Linked DNA regions of Mus musculus: region 2 is linked to region 1. Evidence: chromatin loops called from intact Hi-C (ENCODE). Cell type or tissue: heart. All regions are shown on one strand. Each heading gives the region's core, and the rest is flanking DNA. Links, peaks and the distances in the headings are about the cores only.

Region 1 (2,813 bases), core at 46-2,545:
CACCCGTGTATATATTTAAGGAATAAGCCATGAATTTGAGAGGCACCTGGATAGCAGTGGGAACTCTCGGGACCGGTAGGAGGGTCAAAGGTAAACAGTTTTAACTAAGTGAAAAGCAGAGGAAACATTTTGGGCACTTTTGCTTAGTCCACACTGCCTGCACACTCACTGTGTAGCCCGGGCTAAGGTTGAGCTGCTGATCCTCTTAATTGACCTTTTGAGTGCTGGAGTTGCTAGGAAATTATTTTCTTTTAGCCTCGTTGCCAGGAATAAATGTTTCGTTCAGCTCAAATGCTCTGCTTTGGTTTGTTTTCTTTTACATTTCTTGGATGCCATGTGAATCTTTAAGTTATTTTCCACATTACAAGATCTTATTTGGGGTCGGCTTGTAGCAAGATAGAATGCTTATGTCATGGTGAACTCACTTTGATTTGACTTAGGCCTTCGTTTTTCTTAGATTTTAAAAAAGCTGGCCATTTCTGGAGCTAGGGAGGGCTCAGTGGGTAAAAGCACTGGGTTGAGCAGGGGCAGAAGGATCAGAGGTTTCTAGCTGCACACCTCGCTGCAAGTTCAGTGAGAGACTTGGTTTCAAAGGAATAAGGCAGAGTAATGGCTTGATACTGACATTCTCCAGCTTCCATGTGTCCATGTGTGCTTCTGTACACACACCGTACCCACGTCTGTACACACAAAGTGCCACTCCTTCTAAATTAGCACCATTTAATATAGTAGGCATGTTTCACCTACTCTCTCTCTCCTCTGTGTGCATGTGCGCGCGCGCACACACACACACACCTAGAGCCTTTTGCATTCTAGGCAAGCGTTCTACCACTCAGCCCAACACTATTTGTATGATGACATTGTCTTCAAGATTCATGTTAAAACAGTTGGTTTCAGACAATGTCTCATTTTGTTGCCCACCCTAGCCTCTAAATTCTTCACTTAGTAGTCTGTGGACTCTTCACTTAGTAAGCTACAGAAACTTTGACAAGCCTTCTATCAATTGGTTTACCATAGTTTTCTGTGGGTCGGGCTTCTTTCTTGAAGCTGCAGAGTGGTAGAGTCTATGGTCCCCAAGGGAGACAGAGCGACCAAGCCTGGCTCCCATCTTAGTTATGTGTTTCTACCCAATCTGGCTTTTATTCGGGTGCTATTCTCCTACAGCATCTTTCCTCCTAGGGCACAGCCGACCCTCTCCTTAGCCTGTTCATCTTTCTGATGCTCCTGGCGCTTTTACTTTGCTCATGCTGTAGTAACACGTAAGCATTCAATAAAGTGTGCGAGTCAAAACAAAACAAAACAACACTAAGGCACTTCGCAGAGTGTTTTTAATCCTTATTGGTGTGAAGATCCCAGTACTGATGTCTACAATCTGTCACATTCTAAAAATGATCAGGTGTGCTGAAGCTCTGCAGTACATGGGCTAGAGGCGGGTGCATGCTTGTGACAAACGCTTCGGCAGGACAGCAGCCACTTATCTGTTCGCTCTACTCGGCCCAGTGTTCCTGGGCTCGCGATGGAACCTGGACTCGCGCAGCTGCTCTTCTGCGCCTCATTGGCGGAGTAGAGAGGCGTGGCGCGCAGCGCCGACCAATTGGAGGTGGTCTGCGATGGCACGTGTGCGGGGCTGGCCTGGGAGCTGATGGACCAGGGCTGGTGCTGCAAGGACTCTGGAGGAGCAGCCCCCAGGAGCTGCAGAACCGAGCTGCAGGGCCGCTCTCTTTCTCTTTTGGGTGTTTGCCATCGCCATGTGGGGCGCGCTGAGGTCAGCTCTGCGACCGTGCTGTCGGGCTGCTGTACCCCCGCAGCGTGCCTATCACGGGGACTCAGTGGCCCGACTGGGCACCCAGCCTGACTCGGCCTCCTCCACCTACCAGGTAGGTTGAGCGAGCGTCCTGGAGGCCTGTTCGCCTTCCTGCCCCGGAGTCATCGGAGGCCAGAGGGTGGGCATGCTTGGATCTCTGCTGTTCTTTCCTTTGCAGCTTCAGGCGTCATTCTGGGACTCAGTAGGGTCCTGTGAAGTTTGCAGAAGGAAGTCGTTCCAGTGAGATTTTAGTTCACTTTTAGGACTGGTACTGGCATTTTGTGTCACTCAAATCAGTGGTTCTCAAAACCCCACAAAGCATTGTCGCTTGGACAACTTACAAATGCCCGAGACCGGTTTGGCAACTTTGTAATCACGAAGTTGTGGTCCTCGTGTTTGCATGGCTGGGTATATTCTTTAGCGGTCTTGTGGCAGCCACCTTTAGGAACTACCATAGCACGATAGTTTACACTCTTCCGCTTAATAGTTATATTAACAATACACAGCTCACAATGTCTTTACATAGCTTTTCTTGGGACTGAGTGGCTTCCCCTGGCCAAAGAAGCAACTCATAATTTGTGAAGTATCAAAGCTGGAACATTTAAATCTGTTTCATGGCCTCTACAGATAACGTCTGAATTATTCATAGAACCAGCAGTTATTTGCCAGGGAAGAAGTTAACTTAGTTAAGCACTAAGTTGTTTGTGCGGTATTTTAAGTATTTGGCCTGGATGTGTAGGAATGAAAGTCATTTGGGGCTGGGAAACGTTAACTAGAAATCAGATAGCTGTGCGGCTGTGTGGTAAGAGGTGTCCTAGCCCTGAAGGGCTGAAGGCACCTAGAGCACACAGAGCAGAAGCAGGTGGATCTTTGTGAGGTTCGGTCCACCTTGATCAACAAAGCCAGTTCCTGGACAGCCAAAGTTACAAAATAACTTCTCAAAAAAACTACCACCACCACTACAACAAAATACAACTACTATATACTAATTGTACAAAGTAATAAATAC
Region 2 (2,813 bases), core at 60-2,559, 160 kb after region 1:
ATGTTCTTCAATAGAGTTTAGTGTACTTTTTCTGGGAAAATAGTAGACAGTATGGCTACAGACAGTAGACAGTATGACTTCAAGGGCCATGCACATGGCTCTACTCAAAACATAGCTACCTATGAATGGAAGTGAATGATAGTTGAATCAAATTTCAAACAATACTAAAACTCGAGTTTTGTATTATTTTCCATGTTATAACAATCCTTCCTGTTTTGCTTTTTCTTTTCTGACATTAAAAACGGAAAAAGCAATTCTTTGCTCTGGGTTCCCATGGAAGCAGCAGTAGGTTGGGTGTGACAGGCAGGCTATGGTGGACAGGGCCCAACCACAACCATGATAACGATGAAACTTTGTATTTGACCCGTATGAGCGTATGGGTCTCCATGTGCAGTGCATGCTTGAATATGAGCATATGAATATCAACACATCGCTGATCGTTCCTGGAAGGATTCAAGCTGTACGTGTGACTTGGAGTTCTGAAAAAACATGTAGTACTTTTACTGTGGGTGCATGTCTGTGCTCACATGCATAACTACACATGCGAAAAGAGAAACCTTTAAGGAAGGTAAATACGACAAAGGAGAACAATCTAAACAAGTCAACTCTGAGAAACCGGCGGCTCCGAAAGCCTCCAATGATAGAGCCCTACCTGGGCCTGCATGGACGTCCCAGTGCCCTCGCTGCTGCAGCGCATGTCCTTGTCATGGGTTTCTAGCAGACAAACACCCATCCTGGCTTCTGAGTCAGTTCTTGGTTGGAGCATTGATAATGGAGCATGCGGTGATCATCATAAACCGTGATTAGCGCAAGGGACACAAAAGATGTGAGGGAGATTTCCTAAGGAGTTGGTGATGTTGAAGCTTGGTGTGCGTGGAAGGGAGTGAAGAGTCACTCAAGTGTGAGCCAGGTTGTACCACAGATTAAACAGGAGGACTCTGGAAAGTCTGCAGAGCCTTGCCACTACCTGTATTTGACACTTAACAGACCTGGCCCGGCTGGATTATCTTGACTGCAGTGCCTCTTGCTTTTCAAGTCTGATGAATATAGAAAGATCAAGGAACACACTGGTCTTTGGGAACAAGGAGTTTTACCTAATGATGAGCCTGGGGAAGATAGAGTATTCATTACTGACTTGAAGCCCTGGGTAAATTTGAGAGATTATCTTCAGGTGCACAAGCCAAGTGCTACAGAGTGCAGTCCTCCACTGCCCTCTACTGCTGGAAGATGGCACTGCAAGCTGTTGGTTGGAGGTGTGTGTGTGTGTGTGTGTGTGTGTGTGTGTGTGTGTGTGTGTGTGTGTGTGTGTGTGTGTGTGTGTGTGTGTGTGTGTGATGTGCTTAGTGGGCAGGCTTATCCCTTAAGAATGTGCAAACCACGACAATGAGGAAAAGAATCTCAAAAGTTAAATAGCAGTTTTTGTGGAAGTTTTTATTTGCACACAGATGTTTCAGCTGACTTAGTTTTAATTGTCAAAATGTATACATTTTTTTTTTAATTCTTTTTTTGTTTGTTTGGTTTTGGTTTTGGTTTTGGTTTTGGTTTTGGTTTTGGTTTTGGTTTTGGTTTTGGTTTTGGCTTTGGTTTTGGTTTTGGTTTTGGTTTTGGTTTTGATTTTGGTTTTGGTTTTTGAGACAGGGTTTCTCTGTGTGGCCCTAGCTGTCCTGGAACTCACTTTGTAGACCAGGCTGGCCTCGAACTCAGAAATCCACCTGCCTCTGCCTGCTGAGTGCTGGGAATAAAGGTGTGTGCCACCATGCTTTGCTCAAAATGTATACATTTATGATGCTTAACCTGTTTTGATAGACATCATAAAATAGCTAAATCAAGCTAGTTAACATACTATGACCTAATACACTTAACTTTTTCATGGCAAGAGCACTTAACATCTACTCTTTTAGCAGCTTTCAAGTATATGTTGCATTGTTATTAACTAGGTATAGGTACCATTATACAGTCTCTTGAACTCATTGCTCCTATCCAGGTGAGTTTTGTACCCTTCGATCAGCATCTCTCCCTCACCATACACACACTGTTGCTGAAAAGCACTGGACCACACATTCTGGCAGCCACCATTCGACTCTCTGCTGTTAGGACTTGGACTTTTAAAAATATATATCCCAGGGAGAGTTGCAGTAGGAACGTCTCTTTCCTGGTTTAGTTCAGGTAACATAATGAACTCTAGGTTCATTCATGCTTCTATAGCTGGCAGGATTTCCTTTCACTTTTAGATAGCTGAATACTATTCTTCTGTATGGATATAGCACATTTCCCGTATTTGTTCATCCACTGATTGACACCTAAGTTGACTGCCATTATCTTCGCTGTGGTGCAATAGACCTGGGCATGATAATGTCTCTGCAGCACACTGATGTCATTTCCTTTGGCTCAGTTCCCAGAAGTCAGATTGTTGGATCATACCCTAGTTCTATTTTTAGTTTTCAGGAACCTGATTTTCCATAATGACTGTGCTGATTAACATGTCTACTAACAGTGTCCAAGGGGTCTCTTTTCCTTTCATCTGCTTGGTAACAGCCACTCTAATGGATTTGCATTTTCATGATGATTAGTCAAGCTGGGGAGGTTTATACATCCCTCTGGATCCTGTGTGTTGTTTTCTTTTGGGAAACAACAACAACAACAACAAAACGGTGTCTGTTCAAGTCTTTTGACTGTTTTTTGCTGGAGTTGTTTTCTTTTTCCGCTGAGTTTTGTTTGGTGGTTTTGTTATTATCGGTGCATTTACTTCTAAGACTCTGATTTCTTTCGATGCATGGTCGTTGTAATCATTAAATGCTCACACTTCCTCTTCA

The links. A loop is a pair of places that touch in the nucleus more often than their neighbours do. Peaks named below come from ENCODE experiments on the same cell type or tissue, not always from the same donor. Only the 100,000 strongest peaks of a DNase experiment are listed, where the experiment ranks them.
Region 2: a loop joins it to region 1, with 2.7 times the contacts of the local background. A loop is called at or near these places in 7 of 42 quality-filtered maps.

Annotation. Positions count from the first base shown.
Region 1 is chr13:100,014,450-100,017,262 of GRCm38, reverse strand. It overlaps Mccc2 (methylcrotonoyl-Coenzyme A carboxylase 2 (beta)), which reads left to right and starts at 1,624. Exons shown (of 17, transcript NM_030026.2): 1 at 1,624-1,877. The coding sequence starts at 1,749. In heart, for the core only: no CTCF peak of the experiment used is centred there; a DNase peak (open chromatin) is centred at 1,572; H3K4me3 peaks cover 1,903 bases; H3K27ac peaks cover 1,224 bases.
Region 2 is chr13:99,857,666-99,860,478 of GRCm38, reverse strand. No RefSeq gene overlaps it. Among named protein-coding and RNA genes, the nearest start is that of Cartpt, 42 kb to the left of the region's middle. In heart, for the core only: a CTCF peak has its summit at 1,182 (motif pointing left); a DNase peak (open chromatin) is centred at 2,348.